Regions from separate parts of the Mus musculus genome. Here region 1 is linked to region 2. A link is a loop called in an ENCODE intact Hi-C map of the cell type or tissue named here. Cell type or tissue: left cerebral cortex. All regions are shown on one strand. Each heading gives the region's core, and the rest is flanking DNA. Links, peaks and the distances in the headings are about the cores only.

Region 1 (9,948 bases), core at 1,018-9,017, 71 kb after region 2:
ATGGAAGGAAGGCGTGGAAGGGCTCTTGGATCAGCCACTCCTCTTGACCATTTGTGTGCAGTTTCCCCCTAGTTGTGCATGGCCTTGTGAGGGGAGGGTTTCAGGAGGTGCTGAAGTATCCAGGCTAGGGGAAGACTCACACGGGTTTTGTTATACAACCATAGGCAACCCGTCACCCTCCTGGGTGCAGACTTTCCAGTGTGGCTGATTTGGGGCCACCTGTGTGTGTTCCTGTTAGGGACCCCTCACCTACACTCTATAAGGAAGCCAATAAACTCATCAATTTCCTGCGCGGACTTTGGTGGAATCTCACGTTGGTTTGTCACCGGGGCTTTATGGGGAGATGGAGCCCTTCTTAACGTCTCCCCAGGGAAGGAATTCTTAGAGCAGATGTTGTCCTGTAAGCTCAAGGGCCAAGAGTACCTCTGTTTCTGTAAGGCAGACTAAAGGACTGTCTTGGTTCATCCCCATAGCCTTTGGGGTGCTTGGCCCGTGTGGGTAGAAATGGGATTCTGGCTCAATTTGGATATCTCTGTGTCAGAGGGAAAGTGGTTAATTGTCCTCCCTTCCTGGAGGTGTAGGAGAACTGCTGTCAGGAGAGGAGGTGACCAGGACAAGCAGAAGGTACTTCAGGGTGGGCGTGCAGAGTCCTACAGAGCTGTGGTTAGCAGCCTGCCCAACAGTCAGAGAGAGCCAGCTCTGAGGAAAAGTTCATCTCTGGAAAGGCCATTTCAACAAGGAGGCAGCAGCCAGTTCACCTCGATGTATTGCCAGTTCTAATTTCCTATGGGAGTTGGGGAGTGGGGGGCTGTCCCTTGACTGTTGGTGTGGGGCTGTGTCTGAGACTGGAAGGCACTCAGCCTCCACCCAGGGCCACAGTGGCCCTTGCTGTTATACCTGCCCACCCTCCTCTTCTTGCCTGAGTCCTATAGGGCCAAGACTGACTTATCATTGTTGATGTCCTATCGCCACTTAGAGCCATTCCCTGGCCTTACAGCCCTGCTTCAGAGCTCTGTAAGGGAAGGGCAGTTGGCAGTGAATGGCTGCCTAACTCCAGATCTCATTGCCCCATCGAGAGTAGATGGAGCAGCCCTGTCTCTGCTGGGGAAGACTCCCAGTGCTGAAGATAACCTTCTCCTCTCCTCTCTTCACCCTTTCTTCCATCTCTTTTTGGCTCACCCTCTTCTCCCTGGGGCTTACTACCAAGGCTCCATCTCAGCAAGCACTGGAAGCCTCTTGCATCCGGGCTGTGTGTCCCATTAATGGTGTTTGCAAATGTCCCTGTCCTGTTATACAGGGCAGAGAGCCAGCATAACTGGGTGGGTCGGAAGGTCGAATGGTGTATCCTGTCGTCTCCGTGGGGTTGGCACATTTTAATGTCTGGGTCTGCTGATGTCCACTGAGCCCTTTACAGCATTTGTTTTTGTCTCATCTCTTGCTATGATAAAACACTCTGATCAAAAGCAACTCAGGGAGGAAAGAGTTTATTTGAGGTTTAGACTTCATTATTGAGGGAACTCAAGGCAGGTACTGGAAGGCAAGCCTGCTTGCTGTTCCACACAGCCAAACCATAGAGGATGCCGTTGACTAGCTGGCTCACAGACTGGTTTACACTGAACTAGCTTTCTCATACAGTTTAGGACAATCAGTCTAAGGAATGGTGCCACCCACAGTGGCCCTGGACTTCCTGTATCAATTAACAATCAAGACAACCCCCTACAGACATGCCCACAGGGCAGTCTGGTCTAGGAAATTCCTCTCTCAGATGATTCTAGACTGTGTCCAATCCCGCTAGGATGGCATCACCTGATGTCCCAAAGACAGTGAGTTTTATATTCAACCTCCTCTTATATATTAGGGCATTGCTACTCAGAGAGACCGGTCATGTGGCCCATTCACGTGGCTAGGATGGGCTTGGTCTCACATTCCATCAAACTCTCACCAATTCTAGAGCTTTAAACCCCTGTGCAGAGATGTGTACACATCGGCACCATAAAGGATAGTGCCTTTCCATCAGCTCAGAAACTCATGCCAAGCTCCAACATGCACACAAGTTGTGTCTGCTCAGTTGCTTTTATGTCTTGGGTAAATCTCTAGGCGTGAAATTGCTAGGCTGCCTGGTAAACACATTGAACTTTATAAAAATCTGATAGATTGTATTCCACAAAGACCGTCTTGTCTTGTTGATGCCTACCAGCAACGTTCGAATTCTAGTTAACCCCCTCCTGGCCAGCAAATAATAGTGTCTCCGAAGCTAGCAAGTTCAGGCCATTGAGACTTTAATTTGTGTTTTTCTAATGACAAGTAATGTGTTTCAGGCGCCTGATTGCAGGCGTCTGCATACCTACCCAAGGAATGACATTTGAAATGTTATGGCCATTTTTTTCTTTGTTTTTCTTATCAACTTTATAAAGTGTGTGTGTGTGTGTGTGTGTGTGTGTGTGTGTGTGTGTGTGATGTATGTATGTGTGTGTGCATGTGTGTGCTGTGATGTATGTATGTGTTTGTGTGGGTTTGTGCATGTGTATATGTGTGAATATGGAGACCAAAGGTTGACATTCAGGTGTCCTTCTCAATAAATCTTCACCTTATATTTTTGCTTTCCACATGTACAGTGTGTGTGTGTGTGTGTGTGTGTGTGTGAGAGAGAGAGAGAGAGAGAGAGAGAGAGAGAGAGAGAGAGAGAGAGACAACTGTGTACAGATGCATGTGCATATGTGTACAAAGGCCTGAACTTAACATCAGACGCCTTCCTTGATTGCTCTTTATCTTCTTTATTGATGCAAGGTCCCACCTGGACCCAGAGCTTGCCCATGTGGCTTTATAGACATCAGTTTGCTCCACACCCCACCCCCTCCATGTCTTCTGAGTGCTGTAATTACAAGCAGGCCACAATGCCTACCTGGTTTTTACATGGGTCATGGGAGTATGAACTCTGGTCTTCACACTTGATCGAAAGTACTTCAACCACTAAGCTATATCCCAGGTTCTCTCAACCTACTTTTTTTGAGACAGGATTTCTCAGTGAATCTGGAGCCCACCAGGGGCTGAGAGGGCTAACTGACCAGTGGGCTCTAGGATCCACCTGTCTGCCTCCCCCGCACTGGGATTTCAGATGGCCAAACTCTCTGTGTTTCCGCCCTGCCGCTGGGATGCCAGAATGCTGGCACGCTGCTCAGAGAAGGCGAAGTGCAGTCTGAAGTAGGGGTCTCAGTCCGTGTTTCTCCATGTGAAAACACCAAGGACTGGGGCAGGTGTTGTGGTTCTCAAACTCCTGTGTACACCACTGGGGACCACAAGGAGTTGGGAACAGGGGTCCGAAGACCCACAATGAGCCCAAGGCTGGGTGGGATCCAATTTGTTTCCAAGTAAGTGTCAGAAGTACAGAAGGGCTGGAAGACAGGCCTTCTATGGGAGATTAGGCATGGCTCTTTATGTCAAAGACCTCCCCACCCCCACCCCCCATCCCCGCAGCAGTCCTTGATGAAGGAGACTGTCCTTGCTTGTCCAAACTGTTTTATTTGTGTTGGGTGAGGTTGCGTACATCTTACTCAGGGTGAGCCAGGGATTAAATACCTTTTGCAGAAAGGAATGCCCAGAACAGGCAGCTCATTGGCTAAACATTGGAGCCTGTCTAGGCATCTCATTAGCATGGAGAACTCTAGGTGTTTGCAATACATGACCGGTTGTCATAGTCCTCTTTGAGGCGTGTCGTAGTCACATTCTCCAGGACAGGAACCTGGTCTGGAGTTGATTCTAATGCCTACCGTTCTCAGTTATGAGATTTACCAGGGGTTTTTGAATCTGCTTAACCTTACCAGTTCCTTGTCGGCTGACGTGGTTCTACTTGCCATACAGCCGACGTTACACAGAGATGTTTTTAATGAGTGTCGGGGATCTGACGTCACGCCCTCACACTTAGACAGCGAGAGGTTCACTCACTGAGCTATCTGCCTGGCACCTTTCTTGCCAGCGTTCTTCTCCGAGCAGACACAAGCCCTTTGTTCTATATGTGGCTCGCAAGGAGGCCCTCCTTGGAAGAAGAACATTGGTAAGAAAGGTCCCTAGCTTGTCACCTCACCTTCACACTCATCTGCAATGTGTCTCATAGGACAGGTGACCTTAATTCAATAAGGTCAAGTTTCTCAATGCTTTGGTGGTGGTGGGGTAGTGGTGGTAGTGGTGGGTGGTGGTGGTTGGGGCTTTTCTGTTTTTGTTTGTGACTGGCCAATATCAAAACAAGGGTTGCTTCAGCCAGAACACAAAAGTTCTATGTGGTTTTTTGCTAGTGTACAGTTTTAAGTCTATCTGTGACTTGCCTAACGATTGTATTTGCTTATGGTGTGAGTATCAATTGAGGATTTTTTTTCTCTCTCTCCTTAATGTGGATATCCAATTTCTCAAGCAGTATGAACTGAAGTGACCGTCTTCTGTCCACAGAGTTGCCTCTGCACTCGCATTGAAAATCGATTGACTGTATGGGTGAGGTTCTATTTCAGGCCTCCTTTATTGGTATCTGTCTCTTTGCCAGGTGCACATTGTCTTGATTACTGTAGCTTGATTCCGAAAAACCAGGTAGGGTGTGTCTCGCAGCTTCATTCTTTGTCCTAATTGTTTTGGCAAGTCTCCCTCCTTTGCCTTTCTGGGTAAATTTAAAAATTCATTTGTTAATTCCTACAGAAAGCATGTCCTGCTGGGATTCTGATCAGAACTGCATTGTGTCTATAGACTGTCTGATCTGGGGGATGCTCACGGGTGCTGACAGCTCGTGGCTACCCAGGCTCCCATAAGTCAGCCCGGTGCCTGGCTCTCCTTCCTGGTCTCTGATCTCTTTCATCAGCCCTTCACAGTTTCCAGAACACGGATCCTGCCCGCATCTTGTTAGATTACATCTGAACATTCTTTTCAGGCTGTGATGCTGTCACAACCCCCACCCCACCCCCCCAGCGGCGCATGGATGCTCCTCAGAAGGCAATTGCTTCTTGCTCTTGTACAAGGACCTGAGTTCTGAGATTAGGGTGCCCCATTCCTGCTGCCTGCTCCCTCCCTGCTCACCCTGGAACTATGTCCTTGGTCTCCAGAGTGCGTTCTGGGAACTAGGTCACTGGGCTACAGTCCCAGACAGACTCTGAGTCACCTTGAAGGAGTGAGTCACTAGCTCTGTAGTTTTCCTCTCCCTGAAATGAGAACTGAGTCACCTGCTCTCTTCTCAGTCTAGGAACACTGGAGCTGGTGACAAGGGCTGCACAGGCCTCGAGCTCCTGCTGGAATAGCTGAAGCTTGAAGAGGCACCGCTGTCCAATCCAGGCGCTGTTATGATCTGCTCGTGGGAGAAGTAGATGCAGGGGAGTGGGCAGAAGATGAGTCAGGAGGCATTAACCCAGCGGGCTGCCCCCCGCCACACACACACACACACACACACATATACACAGTGTCTCCTCAGACCCAGGCTTGGCTTGTTTCCTTCCTCCAACCCCAACTTTCTCTTCTACCCACTGGAACCAGCCTGAGCTTTGTCTGTGTGCGCACACAGCTGCCACAGGGAACCTGTCGGTCTCTCAGGCCATTGCCACCCTGTCCTTATGGGGGTTGGTTGGTTGTCCCATATTCTAAACTAGAGAGAACAAGGAACTCTGATTTACTCTGTGGCAGACACGGGACCCATCAGATGCCTTTGTGGGGACAGAGCCAAGTCACACAGTAGCTCCCTCCAGGTCTCTCGCTCTCCCTCCCCCTCCTGGCCTCAGGTCTGCAGTTAGTCAGGTCTGCAGCAAGCACAAATCGGGCCAGGCCAGTGGGCTATAGTATGAAGAGGGGTGATCAAACGCTGATGGAGAGTCGGGGACACAAGCATTAATTCAAAACTAGAAAAGAATCAAAGGGCAAAACACATCACAGAAACCTTAGAGTGGTCTGCCCTCAGAGTTCCTGCCAGACTCCACTGGTAGGAAATGTCTCCAAGCATTTTCTAGAACCGACAATCTCTATGTTTTATTCTTACACTTAAAAAGGCCCCGGCACAAAAGGTGCTTAGAGTATCTGATGAGTGAATGAATGAATGAACGAGCAAATGAGTGAATGAATAAATGAACATATGGATGAATAAATGAATGAGTGGGTAAATGAATGGGTGAATGAACGAACGAACGAATGAATGAATGAATGAATGAATGAATGAATGAGTGAGTGTTATATGCCAGGGACTCTGCTAGGAATTTGGGGAAAATAAGAAGCTCACAGCTCAGTGAGGGAAGAAGACACAGAAATAACAGTAACACTTGGTGGAGAAGGAGAGATGGCTCCCAAAGTATGTAGTGAAGACAAGAAAACCAGGGAGGGCTTCCCAGAGGAGGTGACTCTGGGCTTTCAAGGAAGCACATGAACTGGTCAGGGGATGTGAGGGAGTCCTAGGGACAGGAGGATTTGGGAATGTAATGGGGGTCCTGCCAACAGAACCTTACAAGTTCTGCCCATGGTGGCTGTCTGAAGACAAGGACATGACCATGGTCCAGCTCAGCCTGAGATGATAGCCTGGGCTGATCCTCTGTGGGGGGGGAGAGGTTGGAGTTGCCTCCTGCCAGCCGTACCGGCCCCTCTGCTGTTCAGTAACTCCCCCTTGCCACAGGGCCACGCGGATGCTGGCTTATTACATAATGGCCAACAGTGTCACTGGAGGTGTCCCTCGACTCTGGCTTCCGAGGGGACCCTGAAAGCCCTAAGTGCTCCCTCCCTAAACACACAGGTGGGGAGTCTCTGAATTTCACAAATACGACCTCTGTGTGCTTGGTGCCCCCCCCAAAGTCGCACAGGTGGGGCTTGACCTCATACTCTGGCTCTTCTCTGTGAATCACTTGGCCAGGCACCCAGGTTAGCAAAGGGGAGCAAGCTGGCCTCCAGCAAGGACACTGCTTCAGCTACCGCCTTCTGAAGGAGGAGGAACAAGCACCTTGTCCAATGCTCCGAAGGCAATCAGAGCAGTTCCAGGATGGACTGCTCTAAAGGACCTTCCCCATAAGGGGAAGCTCCTAGGAGGGCGTCAGGCCCCTGACTCTGGGCTGCCCCGCCCCCTGTAGTGTTTGGAAAGCAGATGCAAACAGCCACGCCCCCCGCTGGGCTTCTTGCCGTGACCCAGTCACATGTGAGAGAGAAGCAAACGTGTTCCACGCGTGCTTTCCTGGCTTTTCTTTTTCTTAAAACAACAACAAAAAGAACATACTTGCTATTTGTGACTTGTGTAGCGATAATTTAGTGGCTAACAGTAACACTGATCCTAGCATCTTACAGTTCTGAACATCTGAAGTCAAACCCAGTCCCAGTCCCACCCCAACCCCAACCCCCTACATAGACATGCCCAGGGCTTTGTCTCCTGACAATCACAGTTCATCCTGCAGGCTCCTACAGGAGGCTTCGGGAGAGACCCTATTTCCCTCCAGTCTCTGGCTTTGGGGCATCTCTTGGCACACAACCACCTGTATTCAAAGCCACAACTCTGCCTTTCTCTGACCTTCCTCTCATCTCAGCTGCACGCCCCCTCTGACCACAGCCAGAGAAGGGGCTCCGCTTCTAGAACTGCCAGCCTCTGCAGTGTCCCATCTGAGTAACCTTCTGGCTCAGGGCCCCAATCCCAACCCAGCTGCACAGTCCCTTCTGCCACGAATGACATTGAGTTGTGTGTTCCAGAGAGGTACGCACGGACATTTCTGAACGGCCATCCTCCTGCCTATGTTAATGTGCTCATGTGGCTCAAAATCAAAGAGGTACTAAAATGAAAGAGGTGTCCACTGAGCGCTCGCTCGCTTGCACCGGCTTTCTTGCCGCGGCCGGTGTTTCTCTGTACTGATGCACATGGCAGTGCACTGGCGCCTCTGCACACGTCCCATCCGTTTGCTCAGAGCTGTGTCATATTTTTTGGATTTAATGAGCTACTCCAGAGAGTGTCTGCCACTGTTGCAGGGAACTTTTTTGCTACCTCCTCTGATTTTACTTTTTCCAAACTCACAGCGCCATAACTCACTGCTGTTGGTTTTTTTCTATGAGAAATACTATATGTGGAGTGCGCCCGTGCATACATCACTTGCTGCTTGCACAAGTACAGACGCGGGACGCATTCCAGAAATGGGATCGCTGAGGCAGAGGGCAAATGTGCTTGCCGTTTCTAGTTTGGTACAGTTCACCTGTCACTCTCCCTCGTCCTTACGTAACCATTGTTTAGCGGTCTGCCACGGTGACCTTGGCTCTTAGTCTCTCATCACTAATGCGTGGTTGTTGGACCATGCTTCGAATGCAATATTGTTTTAACCTTTTGTGTGTTCATGTGTGCAAGTGTGCACATGCCACAGTGTGGATTTGTGGGTCAGAGGACAACCCTGGGAGTCAGTCCTTGCTTTCTACCTTCAGAGACAAGTCTCTCTTTTGTCATTTGCTGCTGTTGTACATCCGGGTAGCTGACTCTCAAATTTCCAGGAAGTCTCCTGTGTCCACCTCTAGGGATGATGGGATTACAGGCACTTATGTCATGTGGATATTGGGGATTTGAACTCAGGTCCTCATGTTTGAATGGTGAGTCACCAGTCTCAATGTGGTATCCACACTGTCCACTCTTCACCCCACCCCTGAAATGCCCTTTGCCCTCCCTTTCCTGTGCAGATCTGGTCCTTTTTGCTATCTCTGAGAGCTCACCCCCATACCCTTCTTACAGAACATGTACTTAGACACTGGCTTTTGGTGTTCCTTTGCTGTGCTGACCCTCTGGTATCCCCAGAAAGACAGCGTCCACAGCACAAACTTCTCTATCTGTATACATCTCTGGAATGCAGTCTTTCTGCCTCCATCAACACAGAGCTGGAGACAGAAGGTTGTATTCTTGCTGTTGTCCATTAGGCAGGGACCTCTCAGCTGCCAGCTTCTTGGGGACTGTCTTCAGTATTCAATGCTATTTCTAGAGTCTGGCTGAGGGTCCCCTGCAAGAAGCCCAGCTGAGCCCTTTCCTTTGGGGCAATGGGAAAACTACTTATAACACACTTTAAGAAAGTCTTTGCCGAACAAGGAAATTGATATAAGCAATTTCAAGTCTCTAATAGAACCAATCTGCACCGGGAAGCCTCCAGTTAATGACCAGCGTAAAATAAAGGTCTTTTTAGTGTAACAGTAGATTATCCATTACTTTTACAGTTGAGCTGGAATAAAAAATATCAGGAAAGTGAGTGGCAGTGGCGTTGAGCAGTATACCTCAGGTCCTTGTGTTTGTGCGGGGTGAGTCTGGGCTGAAGGCTTGCCTCCCTGCTGGCGCCTCTGCCCTGCCCCCTGCAGGTCACTGGGAGGTACTGCCTCCATAGACTGCATCTGAGATCCCCTTTTCTGCTGCAGCAGGATATCCCGTTTGGGTGACAGTCCATTGGCCTTGGATGTCAGTTTTTTCTGCCCGAGCTTCCTTCGTGTGCTAACCTGTAAATGAGGGTGGCACCAAGCGACCCTTGTGGGTGAGTGGTAGGTTTCTGTGAACGCACTCGAGGCTAGCTCAGCGCCCTTGAGGCAGCGCCAGCCTGGCTCGGTTGAGGGAGGAATGCTGCTGGCTGGGGCAGCACCGTCCCAGCAGTTGAGGGCCAGGCAGGGCTACTGTTCTGTACAGAGCTGCGTGGTGGGACGAGAGGGACCTTGGAAGCTTTTGCTGCTGACGGTGAGTAGTGAGTTGTGCCCTTTGAACTTCAGCTCAGGTTCCAGAGAGGCTGGTAGAGCACAGGAAGAGGTTAGACTATAGGAACACGGGCACCCACTACGGGCAACGCTGGGGTTTCGCAGCCGTGTAGGCTCAATGCCTGCTCTCCCAAGAGACTTTGGGAGAAATCGTAAGTCTCTAGGTTGCTGGAGGATGGGGGATGGGAAGGACCCCATCAAGTCCTCAGGCAGCGGCAAGGAAAGGCATGTGGAAGTCTGGTGACCATGGCTCCA
Region 2 (9,948 bases), core at 1,211-9,210:
GCTCAGGAGCCTTGCCCACATGCATACCATTCCCACTTCCCAATTACAACCGTGGCCTGTCAGTGCCACAGAGCGGAGATGTAAACGCCTCCACTGAGCTTTGCCTGCTGACTTGTGCCTCTTCGGTCACTGCTCCCCCTTAGGGGAGGCCCGCCGTGTTTCTTTGGGTTTGAGTAGTGATGCCCGCAGATCTGGGCGTGTGATAAACCACCTCGAATAGCTGAAGAAGATCCGCAAGTGATCCGCCTTTGTGAGGTGGAGAGTGTGGATTGAGAAGAGCGTCCCGGGCTGCTTCCAGAGAGTCTCCATTTTATGAGCGTGTAGTCACCCAGGGAAAGCCCGCTCTGTAAAATTGATCAACAAATATTTGTGGAGTCCTTGCCATGCCACAGTCTGCTTGCCGGGGCTTAGACATGAGCAGACGCATCAGCAGCGCAGGAGAGAAGATTTTCCCCAGCTTCCTTCCCACAGTTGATGGGACGGTTCCATTTCTCAGGCTCTTGGACTGAGAACTTGAGTTGCTGTCTGCTGAATGCCACCCTCCGTCCCTCGCCACCTGGGCTTTCTGTGGACTCTCGCAGCACACCCTCCTGTAGAACAGTGTAAGCATGAGAAGAGGCAAGTGAGACCCCAAACGTCCCAGCGGTCTCCATGGGAGGACACTTGGGGGCTTGAAGGAAGCCCGTTTTACAAAGGGAAAATAAAAGTCACTGAGAGCACGCACCCATTTCTATGCAACACATGAGAGTTGAGGCTCGGGCGGCAGCAGCATAGCATTGCTCTGACAGGGAGCCCACAGCTGTCTGTTGTGGACTTGTAGATAAGACCTTGGTAAATTTTAACCATACTGGGAGGAGTTGGACTGAGCTGAGTTGGAGTGCACCAGAAGATATAGTCAGCAGAACTTGTCAAGACCTTGGCTATGGAGTCTGAAGCCATGGCTCAGTGCTTAAGAGCACTGGCTGCGCTCCCAGAGGTTCCAGATTCTGTTCCTGGCACCCACATGGCGTCTCACAACCATTTGTAACTACATTTCTGGACATCGGAGGTCCTCTGAAGGTACCAGACATGCATGTGGTGCACATATAGGCATGTGGGTAAAACACGCACACATATAAAGTGAAGAAATTATGTTTTAAAAGAACCCAGGTTTGGTCTTAAGGGAGGAGGATGCATCAGAGACGATTCTGAAGTTGAGGAGGTAAGAAACTGGCTGAGTGGTGGTACCATGAGCAGGCTAGAGTACTATGGGAAGGGAAGACATTCTTTAGGGCATTGTAACAGTGACATCCAAGTACAGGAATTGAATAGCCCATTGGCTCTCCAAGTCTGAGGCTCCAGCGAGGGAGCATTCAGACCAGAGAGGCAGATGCTTGAAGTCATCGATCATGGATGACTACCAAAAGAAAGAGTATAAAGAAGGGAAAATGACCAAGGACCCAGGCTCGCACAGAAAACATTTAGCATTCAAGAAGAAAGGGAAAGTTGGCAAAGGAAATAGAGACACGGGGACTTAAGGAGGGGGAAAAAACCAGGGGACTGTCACTTGGAAGCCAAGTTCAGAGAGACTGCCAAGGTGGAAGGAGGGTTGATTGAACCAAACTTCTGATGACAATGGCTGAGGAGGGGGGAGGTGACCACCTGGGAAGATAACTCTGTAACATTGTAGTCTTAGAAAGATCCTGGCTTAATGATGATGTGCTTGCCTAGAAAGTCCATGGTCCAGGTCTCAGCCCCAGCACTGGAAAAACCCAAACACCCCTTTAAAAAGATTTATTTTTTTATTGTGTGTGTTTGTGCATGTGTGCAGACACGAGTGCAGGTGCCCTCAGTGGTCACAGGGGGACACATGCTGACCAGGCTCTCTACCACTGAGCTACTGTCAGCCCAGGGTCTTTGTTTTAAAGATTTCTTTTCTCAGTTGTTAATTGCCCCCCTCCCACCCCCACCACTCCCATCTGAAGCTTGGTATAGCTGAGCCTCCCTTCCCACTGTGTCTGTCCCTCTCTGAATTTGGCTTCTGGGATACTATAATCAGATCTCATAGAGTTAGAGTTACAAGTGATTGTCAGCCTTCTGATGTGGCGCGGGAACAGAACAATATCCTCTGCAAGCGCAGTACGTGCTTCTAACAGCTAGGCAACCTCCCCAGCGCCCCAAACCAACGAGCCAGAAAGAGCCCAACTTTGCAAAACCAAGCCCCTCCCCATCCGAAAGCCCCTTTTGATCTTGATTAAGAAATCTGGAGATCAATTCAACCTGGGTACATGATGATGCATGGCCAAGAGAGCTACTTTGGAAGGCAGATGTAGGGAGTCTGTTTTCCAGTAGGACATTGAGTCTGTTACTCAAACCAAAGGTCCTCTGAGGGACAGATTTGGGTTGAGTCTTTATTTTGCCATTTGAAGATTTCTGGCACCTTATTATGGTTAGTGGTCCTCGATCCCAAGGCGTGTCCTGTCTGGACTCTTGAGTGATCGTTCCATGTACATAGCAAAGGTTTTCTAATCCAGATAGGAAGGAATTCAAAGGTCCTCATTTCTACCCATGCTCAGCTTGGGTCTCTGCATGTGGGCAGCTTTGCCTTCTACCAGGTGCCTTCCAGGGACCTCCAGGCCATCCGTCTCTGCAGATCCTACTCTGTGGATCCCCCTACATACATCCCTCTCTGTAGAGCCCAAATGGGCAATGACCACCCCCAATTCTGATTTTTTTTTCTTTTCTGTGATTAGGCAGGCTACTGGCTTCAACTCTCCATGGAATGGTTCAGAAAACTGGGCAAACCTGGGGCGTACCCTGCGCTTTCTCTCTCACAGGCCCAGGGCCTGAAAAGTGTGTTCTCTGATAATAACATCTGCAGGGGGCTTTGCCAAGATCTGTGCTTGTCTGCAGAGGCAAGGCAGGTACTACAACAGTCCTTGCTGCAGATGGAGCCTCTGTCTCTGTCTCTCCATCCTTCCCCCCTCTGTCCCTCACTGTCTCTGTCTGTCTCTGTCCCTCTCTGTCTCTCTGTCTCTCTCTCTCTCTCTCTGAGTGTGTGTGTGTGTGTGTGTGTGTGTGTGTGTGCGCGCGCGTGCATTCGCGCACGTAAAAGCAAGACAGGTACTACACCAGTTCTCACTGCAGCTGGAGCCTGAGACTCTTTGATTTAATCTTTACAGCTCTTCCCATTTCCTGCAGCAGTGCCTTACAGGACAGCTCCATGTGCTTGCCTGTGTGTGCGTGCGTGCATGTATGAGTGTGAGTGGGCATGTGCATGTGTGTGTGTTGCGTGTGTGTCTTGGGATGTGGTTCGGGGTTTCGGGTTGAAATGAAGCCAGTGGAAATGATTTGTGACTGAAATGAACAAAGCCTGTTAGATTCTTCAGTTACAGTCATGGGAATTCTCAGGGAAAGAACACCAGGAATTCCCTGGGAAGTCCTGGGAGGGGGACGGCGAGCTATGGGGCTGAGGGCAAGGGTGGGCTCCTCCTGAGATACACAGGATAAGAGTCAAGACAGAATGGTGCCTGGTGCAGCAGCTAGGCTGTACCCCAGCCTCAGGCTCCCCCAGAGATGCCTGGTATGGCCTCTCACAGGTGACAGAACTCCCCACCTTCCTTCATTCTGAAGCTTCTATTGGTCCCACTGAAGCCCCTGAGGTCTCGAGAAATACGTTTCCTACTCTTAGACATAATAATTATGTCTTCTGGCTGAAAGTTGGGATTGCGAGGTGACCCACAGGGGGCCGGTTGGGGCAGCCTCCCTCCTGGAAATCTGTCCACACTGGTTCCTTTCTCCAGCTTCAAGAACACGACTTCCATACGCAGTACCTTGGGAAGGCACTGCTCCTTCATGGCACAGCAGTTGCATGAAGCAGTAGCTTCCTGGCTTTATGTAAAAGGTACTCTGTATGCTGGAAAACGTGATTGAAAGCCGCAGACCGCGCCATCTGAAATCATCTTTGCCTCTGCGCCGCAGACCGAGCCACCCGCAATCTCTTGCCTTTCCTTTTCATGTATGACTCAGTTGGAGCTATGCCGGGGGGGGGGAGGGTCCAGCCTGCCCCACTAATCCCTGCTTTCGCTGGAATTCTCCCACTTGTTTATGGTCTGGGCAATTTGCCTCCCGCTACCGTGTGACTCAGAACTATTTCCAATACCCGGAGCCTGCAGCTCCCCAGAGTCAACAGCTGGTGTGGGTGGGTCTCATTTGCCTGGAATCTTCCACCAAAGCCCTCCACCTCCGTCTCCTCCCTGGCTGCCTTAAGCAGCAGTGCCCTGCTCCAAAATGGAACAGGAGCCTGGTTCTCAGACCAGGCAGAGGGAGGCCCTAGGATGTCCCCATCCTGCTGGCTTCGAACACTTCTTTATTATTTTCTCATTTTGCTTTTATGCCTCCTTTGGATCAGGGCAGACCCTGGTTTTATTGTGGGGGCTCTACAGGGGGTAAATAACAGAAAATAATGGACATGAATTTAATCCTGGGGTCTTAGGAGGAACCCCGTGGTGCCATGTGGTGAAGGGTTCCCAGACGCCTCCGCGCCGCTCACTTTACAGAGAACTTAAGATCATTGGGACTTGGACTGACTGTTGTTCTTGTATCTCCAGTCATCATAATGTGGAATGAAGAAAAAAAAAAAAAGTCTGTTATGCATTTACTTTAGAATGAGGCAGCCACTGTGTGATTTCCATTTGAGTTTGCATTCTCTTTTAAAGACTCTCTTCACAATAAAGCTAGAGACTGCACGCCCCGTGACTCCCAGGCTCCCTTCTGGAAGCAGCTTCACCAGAGACTCACATGACTAAAGCTGGCTTCCATCCTCCAGGCCTGGAGGGAGCCACATGGTCTCTCCTTCCTTTCTTCTTCCTTTGCTCCTAGTCCACCCTGCTCTGGCTGCTCAACCCCACAGAACCCTTCGACATTGAATGCATCAGCAAATCAGTACCTCTAACTACAATAATAGTTTATAGCATCGGACCCGAAGCAGCGAAAGATTGTGAACGATTAGCCGACAGTAAGAGGAGACAAGTGGACTGGGGTTCTGTCATCGGTGGGTGACATGTTCATGCTCTCTTGGTCCAAAGTGATTCCCAAGCAACTTTATTTGACTAGACCGCGTTGCACTCAAAGTAAATATTAATTCCATTATGCCATAAACTTTTATTTATCATGACAGCAAGTCATAAAGTCCTCTTGCTAGAATATCGCTTTTAAATTGCGTATCATAGATGAGATACAGCACACATTGGATTCAAGCGGCAATTACCCACTATTCTTTATGCGAGCCCATGTTAAATGCACCTTCCGATAGGAGCCACAGCCCGAGCGTTTGCAGGGAGCCTTCCACGCCATTATTTGGGAACACAGATATATGAGTTGGTGTCACAGAGGAGCCCCCACAGCAGGGGCCGGCCCCCATGACCAAAGTACAGCAAGACACCTGGCATGAGAAGTGTTCTTTGCAGAGGGGCTGGCTTTTTAAATTACATAAACTGCTCATTAAAAGTGTCTGGCAATTGCCTTGCTCTGTGTTGTTAGGAGAAGCATGGGTTTTAATTATTCTTTTTTTTTTTTAATTCGTAGTGCAATTGGACTCGCTGAGAGTGATAGTTTGAAAATATGCACCCACTTTAATTGTACTGAGTGAAAACAGATGAATATTTATCAAACTGTTGGGAACTCTAAGGGGTCTTGTGGGTGACCATGGGGGCACCCCAGATGAGGTCTGGGGGAGTCTCTCCTGGCAAAGGGAAGATTCTGGTACTGCTTGACCAACAGATGATATATGGAATCTGGTGCGTGTCCGAGAATCGATGTAGCATCTTCAAGAAGGTCCCTCTCCGTCACCCATAATACAGACAGCCTAAGGAATGCCAGTTTCCTCATGACTTCTTTGGAGAGAGAGGTTAGTATATTAGTCAGGGTTTCTATTCCTGCACAAACATCATGACCAAGAAGCAGTTGGGGAGGAAAGGGTTTATTCAGCTTACACTTCCATACCAAGGAAGTCAGGACTGGAACTCGAGCAGGTCAGAAAGCAGGAGCTGATGCAGAAGCCATGGAGGGATGTTCTTTACTGGCTTGCTTCTCCTGGCTTGCTCAGCCTGCTCTCTTATAGAACCCAAAACTACTAGCCCAGAGATGGTCCCACCCACAAGGGGCCTTTCCCCCTTGATCACTAATTGAGAAAATGCCTTACAGTTGGATCTCATGGAGGCATTTCCTTGACTGAAGCTCCTTTCTCTGTGATAACTCCAGCTGTGTCAAGTTGACACAAAACTAGCCAGTACAGGTAGGTAGGTAGGCATGATGGACTCTCTGGGGGCAGGGGCGGGGTGGGTGGAAGACACTCGGATATATGCTCAATGGATGCCTTCCTCTCTGGTCCGTTTTTATAAGGACAGCTTGGCCTCGGAGCTCTCTGGGCTGCCAGGCTAGCTCCTCTTCTGCAGTGGAGGCCTCTACCTGCCAAGCCTCACTCAGGGCCAAGCTGTGCTGAGCTCCAGGTTGGAATGTGGGCTTTCCCAGGCCCCTGGGCCAGGCTCCTGTCGTCTGGCACACAGGGTTGAAGACTTGAGAGACCAGAGCCATGGCTTTAGGGTCTGTATAGACTCCTCTGCAACTACCACTCTGAGGATGCCGCCCCTTGAAAGGCAGTTATTTTAGGACTCACATTGGGAAAGACATGGGTTTTCTGCTCCCATGATAAAATGGTGTACTTGTCAATATGGCAACAGCATTGATCATGTTTTCAACAGGGTCCCTTGCCTTAGTTAGCCTCTGTTAGAAAGTCTTGCACTTTGAAGCAGGGTGGTGCCTTAGCATCTGGTTCATGCTGCTAAGCCCCTCCCACAGGGGGCCGTCCCTTCTCCCCCTGTGGTTCAGGCTGCTAAGCCCCTCCCACGGGGGCATCCCTTCTCCCACTTGGAGCAGCTCACTCTGGTTGACAGCAGTGGGAACAAGCTTTGTGCTTCCAGCTCTGCGGTTGTGGTAAAGCCAAGTCCGTTTCTCCTCTTTCTGTCACCTGTTTTATGCATGTGGCACTCTGTTCCAGGCCAGACGTCGGGTGACATGAAAGATCCTCTAAGCACACGCTGCCACGCCAGCTGTCATTAACCAACCACTAGTTGTGCCTTTATAAATTTTTACACATCACTAAATTATAAATATGCGATGCTGATGGTAATGAAATATGCACCTATAATATCTGCAGTTATGAGATTTATATTTTCTCAGGCATATGCTACAGATTGGAAGGAGGTGGGGGGCATCATCTGTTTCCAAGTTAGAGCCCCTGTTGTGCTTCTATGCCAGGGCTCCTCATAAGGTGCCTTCCCCTCAAGGAGGGTCTTTGGGGAGCCTCTCCCAGGTGTTGGGGCTTGGTTCCTCTCCTGTGAATCATTCCTGTGGACTTATTAAGCCTGCCCTGCTAGATCCCCCCATCTCAGCCTCGCACTGGATCGTAACTGCACAACTGAAAGAGGTTTTCCATCTGTAGGGCCAGTCCTGGAGTAGGACACATGCCAGAGGGTGACGGTGTCCTAGGATGAGGGCCAGAGGGGAAGGGTGTTCAAGTGCTATGGGTACAAGGATGGCCTTGGACACACCTGTGACCTCTGTGTCACTGGGAGTATCATGTTAGGAGTCACCATTTGCAAAGCTCTTACACTGAGCACTGGATTTCTTCCTTCTTGTTAGCTCCTGGCTTTAAGGGGAACAGAGTACGCTCTCCCTGTTGCAGAGTGGAGCTCCAGCATGCTACAGTTTGAACTTAAGAGATGAAGAGCTGTCCCCAAGGGGAAATAGCTTCATTTTGTGTAAGACAACATATTGTCAAAATGTATGCAGAATAAAAGATTATGGAGTGAAAATACCCCCTGTCTAACTAACTAACACTCCCTCCCCCCCCCTCACACACACACACACACACACACACACTCCTGTTTATAGACATATACACACGCATTCATAAACACATACCCACACACACATTGTTATAAAATGGAATTATGCTATACATCTCTCAGGTTTCTGTTTGGCTATAATGGTTTCCTGCTATGTAGCTGTGCTGACTAGTTTTAGCTTGACATAAGCTTGAGTCATCAGAGAGGAGGGAGTCTCGACTGAGAAAATGCCTCCATGACATTGGGCTCCAGGCAATCCTGTAGGGCCCTTCCTCAATTAGTCATTGATGGGGAGGGCCCAGCCCTCTGTGGGTGCTGCTGTCTCTGGGCTGGTGGTTGTTCGTTCTACTAGAAGGTTGAGTAAACCATGGGGAGCAAGCTAGTAAGCAGCACCCCTCCATGGCCTCTGCATCAGCTCCTGCCTCCGAGTTCCTGCCCTGTTTGAGTTCCTGTCCTGACCTCCTCCCATGATGAGCAGTGATGTGGAAACAAAAGCCAAATAAACCCTTCCTTCCCCAACTTGCTTTGGTCATGGTGTTCTGTCACCGCAATAGTAACCCTATCTGAGACAGTAGCCTAGACTAGCCTGAAACCCACAATCTGATTCTATCTGATTCTGTCTCAGCCTGAGTGCTGGGGTTACAGGTGCAAGGCACTACTTCTTAAAGAACAAGATCCATTTTTTTTCTGCCCATTAGATGTTTGCCTATATGTATGTATGTGCTATGAAACTGCAGTGCTCACAAAGGCCAGAAGAGGGCACAGGATCCCCTGAAATTGGAGTTAAGATGGTTATAAGCTGCTACATGGGTACTGAGACTGGGTCCTCAGCAACCCCTCTTAATCATGGAGCCATCTCTCTGTCCCAGCCATGTTTAGCCAGCACTCCATGAGCACATTACTACTTTATGCCTTATGGTAAGTTCATCTTAGCCGCTGCCTGGCAGCCACTGTGTCACAACCCCATGGCTCTGGAGTTTCATGTTTTCTCTCTGATGATGAACATTTGTTGAACAGCTTAGTAAGACCCATCTTTCTAGGTTCTGGAGACATAGTGGCCCTTGGGGACACATTCTAGTAGAGATATAGGACACTGAGAACTAGAATACCACATGCATGTCACATGATGCCACATGCATGTCACATGGTACCACATGCATGTCACATGGTACCGCATGCATGTCACATGGTACCACATGCATGTTGCGTGACAATGAGCATCATAAAAATAGAACGGAGGCAGAATTATTTTTGTGATTTATTTTACGTATCTGAGTGTTTGTTTCCACGTATGGCTGTGCACCACATACATTCCCGGTGCCCATGGAGCTCAGAAGAGGATGGCAGGTCCCCTGAAACTGGAAATGGTTGTGAGCCACCATGTGGTTGCTGGGAATTGAACCCAGGTCCTCTGCAAGTGCAGCCAATGCTCTTAGCCACTGAGCCATCTCTCCAGCTCCAGAGACCCAGTTTTAAATCAGGTGGACAGTTAGGGCCCTACAAAAGGGCAGGGGGTGGGGTAAAGAGGCGAGGGAGTGACATGCAGAGGAGACCCCTCCCAGTGATGTTTATAAGGCCTGTGGTTAACATAGAGGGGAAGTTTTGATTGCTGCCTCTAGATGGCCTCTTACTTCAAATCCACTCACTGATAAAAGCTGTTCTTTTATCCTCAAATTTGCTTTGCACACTGACAAACAGAAATCAGTGGTGTATTGTGGGGCGTGTTTCTGGAATGTCTGCTCTGATCTGCTGATCTTTATGCTTTTAATTTCCATCACCAGATCGCCGGTGTCACACTGGCCTGATTGCTATGGGTCTGTGTACATCTTAAACTGGGGTAGTTTGGTTTTCTTTTTTCTTTTTCACGCTTGTTAAGGCTAGCCTGCTTGCTTTACGCTTCAGCATAAAGTTTTGAGTCTGCTGTTCTAGATCTACAGAGGAACCCTGACAGCCTTGTGCTTGGGGCCAAGTGGTGTCTGCAGATCACTCTAGGGAAAGCCAGAGATATCTTCCACTCTGATCCTTTCATGTGGAGCCCCAGGGTGTGTGTGTGTGTGTGTGT

The links. A loop is a pair of places that touch in the nucleus more often than their neighbours do. Peaks named below come from ENCODE experiments on the same cell type or tissue, not always from the same donor. Only the 100,000 strongest peaks of a DNase experiment are listed, where the experiment ranks them.
Region 1: it touches region 2 in a loop (3-fold over the local background); 7 of 42 quality-filtered maps call a loop at or near these places.

Annotation. Positions count from the first base shown.
Region 1 is chr4:151,334,892-151,344,839 of GRCm38, reverse strand. The region is part of intron 5 of Camta1 (calmodulin binding transcription activator 1); the gene reads left to right. Among named protein-coding and RNA genes, the nearest start is that of Gm30344, 120 kb to the left of the region's middle. In left cerebral cortex, for the core only: no CTCF peak of the experiment used is centred there; a DNase peak (open chromatin) is centred at 5,199.
Region 2 is chr4:151,406,012-151,415,959 of GRCm38, reverse strand. All of the region lies in intron 5 of Camta1 (calmodulin binding transcription activator 1), which reads left to right. Among named protein-coding and RNA genes, the nearest start is that of Gm30344, 45 kb to the left of the region's middle. In left cerebral cortex, for the core only: a CTCF peak has its summit at 8,642 (motif pointing right); DNase peaks (open chromatin) are centred at 3,263, 4,116 and 4,732; H3K27ac peaks cover 1,575 bases.